2 separate regions of the Homo sapiens genome follow, and region 2 is linked to region 1. A link is a loop called in an ENCODE intact Hi-C map of the cell type or tissue named here. Cell type or tissue: heart right ventricle. All regions are shown on one strand.

Region 1 (5,000 bases):
TGGGAAGTAGATGGGATGGTGCCCTTAAAATACAAGGAGCGTTCAGCGTTAAGTGTTGATGAATATCACTCTAAAAATACTGAACAATTTTTGTCAGTGCAGTTTATTGAAAATGGGCCATATGAGTCTATACAGTCTGTTACAGTGGTATTAATTTTAAAAATTTGCATTCCTCCATCATCAGTGTTTTTTAAAAAACACTTTCAGGAATGATAAACATTCTTGATTCAGACTCTCTGCCAGCACTTCCTCATTTTAGCTTCTATGTCACTTTTCTCCCTGGGTTTTCTGGCAGGGAAAATTCTTCCTGGTACTTAGCAAAAATACAGTTGCATGAAGCTTACTTAGGGCCTTTGTTTTGTCATTTAAGAGACATATGTAGGACCCCCTCCTTGTGGGCTGCCATGATTGGGGACTCACCGTGAAAGGTGACCACACATGGCTCCTCCCTTAGCTTTGGTTCCTCTTGGTGTGATGTGATCAAGGTTATTGACACCCTAGTCTGTGCCACACTGTGAGCTCTGCGAATTCATCTTGTTCGCCACTCTGTTTTCCATGGCACCATGTTGCCCAAAGCATGGGAGGGACTTAATGCATATCTATTAAATGAATGAGGCATGGTCAGCGGGTGCAATTAGCTCTGTACAAACTTAGAATAAACAAGTCATTATTATGTGGACTCGAGCATATTGAATATCAAATCTTGCCTCTTGGAACACAACAAATACATTCCCAAAAAGCTGTCATAAATTGATGTGATCACATTCACATCTTTTATTGAAATATAAAGTGCTCGACATCAATTGCTGGTGAGGATGTGAAGCAATAAGAACTCTTGTTCATTGCTGGCAGGAATGCAAAACGGTAACAGCCACTTTGGAAGATGACTTGGCAGTTTCTTATGGGACTACACATACTCTTACCATATGATCCAGCAATTGAGCTCTTTTGTATTTACCCAAATGAGTTGAAAACGTATGTCCAAAACCTGCAAGCAAATGTTTATAGCAGACTTACTCACAATTGCCAAAACTTGGAAGCAACCAAAATATTATTTAATAGGTGAATGGATAGGCAAACGATGGTACTGCAGACAATGGAATGTTATTCGGTAATAAAAAGAAATGGCCTATCAAACTATGAGAAGACCTGGAGGAAATTCGAATGCAACCTGCTAAGTGAAAGAAGCCAATGTGAAAAGTCTACATGCTGCATGATTCCAACTATATGCCATTCTGGAGAAGGAAAAACTGTGGAGACAGAAAAAAGATCAGTGGTGTCCAGGGGTAGGGGAGAAGCAGAGACGAATAGAATAGAGCACAGGAAAGTTTTAGGGCAATGAAACTGCTTTGTATGATACTGTAATGTTGGACACATGTCAAAACCCACAGGAAGTACAACACCAAGAGTTAGCCCTAATGTAAACTATGGGCTTTAATTAATAATGATGGCTCATCAGTTGTAACATATGTGCTACATTAATGCAAGATGTGAAGAATATGGGAAATTGTGTGTGTGAGGTGGAGGTGGATGAGACAAGGTGATATATGGGGAGTTCTATTTTCTTCTCAATTTTTCTGTAAACTTAAAATCACTCCAAAATATAAAATTAATTAAAGAAAAGGTAAAGGGCTTTAGAAACAGCCTGTTTTGTTTTAACCACTGGATTTATTTAAAAAGTATTATTTATGTCTTAATGCAGAATTCATCCAGTTGTTTCTTTGTGAAGAAGAATATACAATTTTGTTTAAGGAAAGGACACCTCCTCCCCTCTGACTGCAAGGAGGTCCGGTTGTGACATTTTGGCATTAACATTCAGCATTCAAGTGAGTCACTTTGGCAGGCCACTCGACGTCTCCATGCCCAGGTTTCATCATCTGTAAAATTAGGATGATAATGCCTGAGGATGCTTAAAATCAGAGGCCTGCAGAGGGAGAACAGGGGCGCCTCAAGGCCCTTGAGCAATCTCCCAGGATGAGAGACCTCCTAGGGGGAGCTGCCTGGGCAAGGCATCTCCCTGCTGGCTGTGGCTTCTTCTCTGAAAAATGGTCATGTTGTTCTCTCCAGCCCTGGAGCTTTGTAATTCCTATTATGGTACTTAGCTTGGGAAATTGTCTATGAATCAAAAACGCAGCAAATTGGATATCAACCAGATGCAAGCTAGAAGGCCAGTATTCAGTTACTAAAAGTCAAAAGGTAGAGGGAAAAGTCCGGGAAGCAAATAGGATAATTAATTTTAATGGTTTATATTTGATATTTGTTGGCTGTGTTCTAGGACAATTTTTTTTCCTCCCACCTTCCTTTACTTCCTCTCATAAACACTTCCCATGTCCTTCCACTCAACCACCCTTTTATGTTGCAGGATATGTGTATTATTTACTGGATCTCCAGTAAATAATATAAGGTACGGGGAGAGATGAGGTAGTATATTTAGTATTTCATAACTATGCATTATGGGAGAAATGACCTCTTATTAAACGAATGTATTGCACTAGCTTAGAGAAACAAATAGAACATGGCTTCAGGGTCTGTCCTCAAAATAGGTCTAGGCAAGCTCCCAAGTTCAAGTGGGAAGTAACACTTCCCCTAGGATCATGTTGCTCACCTTCAAGTAGGAATAAATTAAACTCTATGAGATAATTGAGTTATTATTTCAAATATTCTCTGAAAACAAAGGTCTGGGAGATAAACTTTTGGGAGAGCCTGCTTAAACGTTGAACTGGCCCCTGCAGTATGAATTTGTCAGGCATGGGTAGAGGTCAGAGTGTGTGTTTTGGCATAGAGATAGAATAAAGTCCCTGGCATGTTGACAATGTGATGCCCAGCTCAAGTGAGTGAGCTGGCAGGCGTCCTAGGCTCACGCTAGGAACTCCACATAGCTTAGGCCTGGATGACAAAGGGTAATTTATGTCACGCAAGAAACCAATGTCTCATATGGGAGTTCTCCAAGATATTTCCTCTGGAACACAAGTTCCAGGCGACACTCAGTGGAAATCAAGGGTTCCATGGTCAAACGTATTTGAGAAGTGATTCTTGCTCCTTCATTATAGTTGCATGACATCTATTAGTGTATAATTCTCAGATGTCTTGCAGTAAAGGAATCTGCTTAACTTTGTTGAAGCTGAAGCTGGCACTTCCCAAGCACTTGTTATTTGAAGGTAGTATATATACCTTTTGTTTGATGTAAATCATCCATGATTTTCTGGACTAGTGAATTTCCCTGAAGTAGCTTTTGGGGCACTTCTCCACTTCATGGGGCCATCTAAGGTTTGGCAAAGAGAGTCATGCTCAGACCTCTATTTTAGAGATTCTGTTGGCAGGTGGAGGATGTACTAGGTGAAGGACATGTATCAGGATGCCATTATAAGAATAAAAGGCAATGACAACAAATCATGAGGATGCTGGGTGTGTTTTCAGCATCCTAGGCCAGGAGTTAGCAAACTATGGCCCATGGGCCAAATGTGGTTGGCCCCCCACCTTTTTTTGTAAATAATGTTTATTGGAACGCAGCCATACCTTTTCTTTTATGTATCATCTTTGCACTGAAACTGCAGAGTTGGCCAGCAAAGCCAAAAATATTTACCATTTGGCTTTTTATAGAAATATTTGCTGACCCCTGCTCCAGGTAGTTGGTGGATTGATTTCGGTCAGGCCAGAGTAAGAGAATTATCTGTGTTTTTCAGTTCCAGTTTCTTCAAACAGATGAATGAAAAACTATATATGCAAACAAAATTGCAAATACTAAATTCTAGGAATCAATTCTGACTTGAATTTTTAATAAAAGTGACAGAGACTGGGATTGTCAATCTGCCTTTTCAGCTCTGAACATTGCAGAGAACTGAAGACCTGTTTTCATTCCTGGTAGGCTCTGTTATCCCTCTTGTGGCAGGACTCAGGCTGCAGGGGTATCGAGAGGCCACCTTGTCCTGAGTTTTGGGCACTTAAGCTATCAATCGTTACCTTTGGTCTGACCCTGGGCTGTGTCACGACCCAGTAGGAATCTGGCTGTAGTTCTTGGCTCCTCTGTGCTCAGTTTCCTCTAGGCATGTTGATACTGGCAGATGCTGTCTGCCCTGTCCCTTGGAGAGTAACTTTCTACACATATTTCTTGGGGCACATGTATTTATATATCATTCATAATGTAAAGTCTTGTGATGATAAAATATGTGCCCTGAAAAGTAGAGAGGGGCCATTCAACCCCATCACTCCCAGAAGACAGATTTATATGGTCCAATCAAGACCTGGGCTGCCTAACACCCAGAATGTGTTTTATTTGGTTTTTCTATGTCTCATCCATATGGCTTTAAAAAATTCGAAAATGTAGCGTTTCAATGGTGTTAGAGTGTTTGAGAGTCTATATAGTAAAAATTTCAAAAAAGAAGAAGACCTTAAGAATGGTTAATATTTGTCACTGCATTTTTGGTAGCAAGTGTTAAAAAATTCCATATTTTCAGATAGCTGCACACAAAACATAAAAATGTAATGTTTCTTAGCTGTGAAACATGCCAGTGAAAATGTTTACCATAATCATGAGTTGACTGTTGTTTTTATGGAAGGTTAAGTACCAAGCAAAGAATTCCACAGCATACCAGATAGGTGGTCATAAATGGAGTGGGCAGGTTGGTGTGGAACCTGTCAAGTGGGTTGAAGACACTGCATACCTGACTAGGAGCTCTGGGTATCATGCCCAGGTCAAACAAAGCAGGCTAGGCTGGTGGGCTGTGTCCCCTAACATTGCCAGCATGATCTGTCTGGTTTTTGATTCTCATTGCAAAGGAAGTATCTAAGAATGACGAATTTTAGGCCCAGTTCAGCTTCTCAGGTTTTGCTTTTGAGCATATCCACTTTAGTTTTTTCATTTGAGGATCAGAAAATACCATTTACTTTGTGATTTCATGATGGGCAGATACCTGCATTACAATCAGCGACATCCCATGATGTTTGCAAAACTTCATTTTTTAAACAGTGTGAGGCACCTATTGCAGCTAAAGAAAGCTTTA
Region 2 (5,000 bases), 240 kb before region 1:
TAGGCACAACAATAGTATGGGTGTCACAGGTACTTTTTCTTCATACACAGTATTGTTTTTCCCTTGTCAAAGTGTATAATTGTGCATTTACCATTATGGTTTTTGCAGTAAAGCCTGTCCTCTTCGTAGTGTATAAACTCGGTGAGGGCAGAGAGCCTGCTTTGTTCACTACTGGCTTCCCAGCATGTCCTACTGTACCTATCAATAGAGGCTGATTGACAGTTATTGACTACATGAATGAGTGAAGGCATGAAGGGCGTCATCATATAGATACCATGTGGGAAACGGATGGTCTTACTAAGAGCTAGCATGCACTCACTCACTGGTTCATTCACTATGCTTTCATTTAGGAAGAACGATCCCGCGTTCTGATAGGAAAACACATTTTCTTCTAACCCCCAATTTGAGGGTCAACTCCTGGGACCCCTTGCCTCGGGGGTCAGGCCGCGCTTGGCTCGGTTTGGAAAGGGCTGGCACGCTTCCTCAGGCGGAGGGTATGCACAGAAGCGGAGAATTCATTATAACCGGTTAGTCATCCGTAGAGGCTGTAGACACTGCCCGCGGGCGGGGCGCACCTGGCGCTCCTGGAGAGGGGCCTGTTCCTTGCGTTGCCCCCCAAGGTGGGAGCGCGACCTGCCAGAGCCCAGGGGAGCTCGGGTCTGCCCGCACTCGGGAAAAGCACTAAGAGCCTCTCGGTAGCAGTCCTTCTCCCTCGCTGCCAACTCTGAGATCAAGCCCAACATCTGCAGGGGTAACTTTTTCCAGGGACTACTGGAAAGGAGAGCCGGCCTGGCTCCTAGCCGGACACCACCTGGCGGAAGCTGGAGCCCGCCCTTACTTCCCTGCAACCTGAGGATGCTGAGGCCAAGGGCGGGTGACGGGGCAGAAAGCAAAGCCCTGGTTGCAGAAAGGCATGCAAATATGAACCCAGGTGTCTGGTGCGCCGGGAGCCCCGGCGACGTTAGGAGCGCACTCCTTGCTGGGGTCACCGGAGTTGCGCTTGGCCGGGCAAGGATGACTCAGCCTCACTCCGGTCGGTCTTTACCGCCAGCCTGCGCGAGGGCTCCACAAAGTTCCCAATCACACCCCATACCTCGCACGGGGGAGAGGGGTTCTGCAAGCTGGGTCCCGGGGTGGGGGCAGCGGCGAGAGAGGCGGGGAGAAGCCTGGTTCCCAGAACGCGCAGGGGCTTCTCCGGCTTCCTTTCTCCTCGCCCCTGAGGGCGGCGAGAAGGCGCCTCCTCCGGCGCTCACTGCCTCCTGCCCAGTGCGGTGGGCGCCGGAGTGGGGAGCAGGCAATCCCCCAGGCTCGGAGAAATCTTTTATCCCGAAATCCAGGGTGTCCCCCGGTCAGGATCGACTCGGCGCCGCGTTGGCTTCCTCGCTCAACCCTGACATCCCGGTCCCCACCAGTCACCGCAGCCGGGCGGACTCCGAAGGCAGCGGCCGCTGGGGAGCCCCGGGGCCTGGGTCGGGCGCGCAGGGGGCCGCTGCGCTGCGGCCGGATGCCGGGAGCCCCGCGCTGGTGCGCCCAAGCCGTGGTGGCAGCACCGCCCTCCGTGCTTTCCCCTGTCGGGCGCCGCGGCCGGAGGAGCAGCTGCGGGCGGTCACGCAGCGCTGCCCTAGCCAGAGCCCCGAGCTCCCACCCAGTCCCATCCCCAGCCCGATCCGCCCCGCGTGCGATCCCGCCTGCCGCCGCGAGCCTGTGCTCCTTTCTGAGATTTCTGCTTCTTCCCCAGCTCCCTCCCCGCAGGAGAATCGCGCGGCGGGGGCGGAGGGCGCGCCCCCTTTAGGTTCCGCGGCCCCCGACCCCGCCCGGCCCAGGGGCGGAGCGGGCATGCTACGCCCTCTCCTAGCAGCCGCCCGCAAAGTGCGGAGCGCCGCGCCCTGCCCTCGGCTTCCCTCCCGCGCCCCCAACCCCCACCCTGGCTAGGGTCGCCCGGCCCGGGGCCAGCCCCAGAGTCGCGCCCGCGGTGGCGGACTGCGGAGTTGTAAAGAACTCAGCGGCCGCAGTAGCCCGGGTGGGGCAGGGCGCGCTCCGCCGCGGCCAAGGACACTGGAGTTTCCGAGTCCCCGCCCGCGCGGCGCCTCCTGCCCCGCCGCCCTCCCGCCGCGGCCCGCCGGACTCCCCGGGGCCGCCGAGGCGGGGCCGGGCGGCTGCTGCTGCTAGAGGCGCGTCTCGCTGCCTCCTCCCCCGCCCGCCTCCCTCCCCACCTCTCCTCCCTCCCTCCCCACCTCTCCTCCCTCCCTCTCCTCTCCGCCCTCCCCGCCCCCCCCACCCGCTCCTTTTTCTGCTCCCCAAGTGAGCCGGGCGCGCGAGAGGCAGGCGGGGCGGCGCGGAGCGGAGCAGGCAGCCCCGCGCGCTCGCCCACCGCCCGCTCCGCGCAGCTCCCCGCGGCCGCTCTCGTCGCCGCCGCAGCGGGCGCGTCGGAGGGAGCCCAGCATGGCCGGGCCGGGCTCGCCGCGCCGCGCGTCCCGGGGGGCCTCGGCGCTTCTCGCTGCCGCGCTTCTCTACGCCGCGCTGGGGGACGTGGTGCGCTCGGAGCAGCAGATACCGCTCTCCGTGTAAGTGCCGGCTCCTGCGCCGCCCGGGGAGGGGACCTTGCCGCCTGCGACCCACTGTGCCCAAGTTTGGGCGCCTGCAGGTGCGGCTGGGCAGGACCCGCCGCGGGCGTCGGCCTCGCCGCTCGCACCTGCCTTTCGGGACCCGCGTCGGGCGGCGAGGCCGGGGTGGGATGCTCTGGCCCCTGCCCGCAGGTTGCCGAGTGAGATCTGGAGAGGCTCACCTCAAGTGACGGCACCAACTTTGGAGCCTGGTTACCGAATCCAACTTCCATGGGCCGCTGAATTTCCCCCCTCTTTGCTCTACTGCCGCCCCACTTCTTTTTTTGGGGGGGGGATGGGTGGATTTCTTCTGACTGCTATTTGCCAGGTGATGCCCAGTTTGGGGGGTCGAGTCCTCGGGCAGTGGTTCGAATGAAACTCAGTGGTCTTTTTAGAGAGCCTGGGAGACTTTGCGCATTCTTAACTCCGCGACCCCCCTCGGGCCCCCTCCCGCGCTGCGCTTTGCAGTTTTGGTGCTGGCAGTTTCTACCAAGCCGCTTTTTCTATCTTTTCTTCTTTTAAAACATGTTACATCGCACTGCTCCTTCAGCCATAGTCCCATGTGTGCGTGTGCGTGTGCGTGCGTGTTGACTGTGACACGGGTGTTACATATCTTCCTGTGCCCCTTCTCCCTGTAGGGTGAAGCTCTGGGCCTCGGCTTTTGGTGGGGAGATAAAATCCATTGCTGCTAAGTACTCCGGTTCCCAGCTTCTGCAAAAGGTAAGGTTTCTGTGGTGGCAGGAAGCGATGATTTTTCCGGCACAGAAAATGGAGGCAGATTTAGTTTTCCAAACAAACGTGAGCCCCGAGCAGCATCAGTTATCGGAGGACTCTCTGATCCCCGGGTTTCTTGGCATTGTACTATGCAGTGACTTCTTCCTACCAACCGGTTATTTTTAGATGACACTTGATTCTAACCACAAAGAAAAGCAGGATACTCACTCGCACTGTCCTGGCTGGGGCTCGGAAACTGAGTGTTTTTGCATGGCTCTCGTCTCCGTGTCGGTATTGCTGTTTCAGTGCCAGAGCAGATGCTCCTCGGGCCAAAAAATGCTAACTTCATCCAAGGGGCAGACTCAGTGCCTATTTTGTGATGCCTTTCACCTTGCGTTGGAGGCGTGGGGTTCAGTGTATCAGAGAAAGACGCTGCACTATTGTTTGTCATCCCTGCAGTTGTACAATCCCATTATTCCCCAATCATCTAGACCCAGGGCTAGGATGCATTACATCATTGCAGATAAGGAGAATGAATGTGGTTATCTTTCCACTCAGCTGCACTGCCGGGTAATAACCTATGAGAGTAGTCCACAAACTTAAGAAATGGGTCTGCATCCATGTAATTCTGGAGAGTAATGAGAATGGAGAATTGATTATTAGGTTCTTATCACAAGCTGCATCAATTTTAATTCAAATAGGCAGCATTTTAAGCATAAGCTTAAAATTACATTGTGAGATAAATGGTCCTTCGTTCTCCCCTTCAGGAAATAAAGAAAAAAAAATGGGTCTGGGAGGAGAGATTAGAGGGGTTCAAAGAATTTCAAGTTAGCAGATCAACAGGATTAATCAAAGTATTCTCTTGATGATAGAAAATAAAATTGGCCTTTAGGGAATAATTCTCTGAAAATGGGTACAAACAGCTTAAATTGTTAAGTTAACTTTTAAACATTTTAAAATATGATTTTTGGGCCAATGTACCATATGTGTTATGCATGCTGCCTGGTAACCAAGTACGTATTTTATTTATGGCATTCCCCTTCAGAGAGTAGCATTTTTGGGGACAGTATATGAAACAGTTTGCCACATGAAATCCAAATATCGTAATAAAGCGTTGGCCCACCATGGAATGACAAAAGTTATTATGGTTTAAAAATCGCCAATAGCCTTATTCATTGAAACCTTATTCATTGAAAGATTGCTTGCTCAACTCTGTTGTTTGGGAAGGTGTTCTTGAATTATAGGCAGTTGGTAAACAGTTGAGGCTACGAAATGCCCTCGTGGAAGATGAGAATTTACATACCTGTGGCCCACCTCGGCACTTAAAGGAATTGCATAGGAATTGCCTCTTTCCCTAGTATTCTTTTAATCTGGACCAATCTGTCTCCTGCTTTGGCATTTTGCCCACTTGTCAGATGTTTGATGTGATGAATTCTGGACTGTAGCATTGCCTTTATATTTTTCTTATGCTTTTAAAGAAGATAACATTTTGTATAACTTTAAAGAAGTATTTCTCATCTGCACGTTGTAGTTGTAGCAACTCTAAAAGAATCCCTTCAGAGCCTGTTAATATTTTTTGGTTGTGCTTTCATATCTTTTATCCCACATTTTCTAGGAACACATTAAATATGTTTTTTTCTTTCTCTTTGAAGTTACACACACACACACACACACACACACACA

The links. A loop is a pair of places that touch in the nucleus more often than their neighbours do. Peaks named below come from ENCODE experiments on the same cell type or tissue, not always from the same donor. Only the 100,000 strongest peaks of a DNase experiment are listed, where the experiment ranks them.
Region 2: it touches region 1 in a loop (12-fold over the local background); 3 of 110 quality-filtered maps call a loop at or near these places.

Annotation. Positions count from the first base shown.
Region 1 is chr3:54,356,620-54,361,619 of GRCh38, forward strand. The region is part of intron 3 of CACNA2D3 (calcium voltage-gated channel auxiliary subunit alpha2delta 3); the gene reads left to right. Among named protein-coding and RNA genes, the nearest start is that of CACNA2D3, 240 kb to the left of the region's middle. In heart right ventricle, no CTCF peak of the experiment used is centred here; a DNase peak (open chromatin) is centred at 2,852; H3K27ac peaks cover 3,432 bases.
Region 2 is chr3:54,120,272-54,125,271 of GRCh38, forward strand. It overlaps CACNA2D3 (calcium voltage-gated channel auxiliary subunit alpha2delta 3), which reads left to right and starts at 2,281. Exons shown (of 38, transcript NM_018398.3): 1 at 2,281-2,564; 2 at 3,242-3,323. The coding sequence starts at 2,443. It overlaps LOC124909381 (a long non-coding RNA gene), which reads right to left and starts at 3,171. Exons shown (of 2, transcript XR_007095914.1): 1 at 2,786-3,171. RefSeq lists a silencer at 1,038-1,087. In heart right ventricle, no CTCF peak of the experiment used is centred here; DNase peaks (open chromatin) are centred at 1,684, 2,040 and 3,553; H3K4me3 peaks cover 3,541 bases; H3K27ac peaks cover 2,326 bases; H3K27me3 peaks cover 1,915 bases.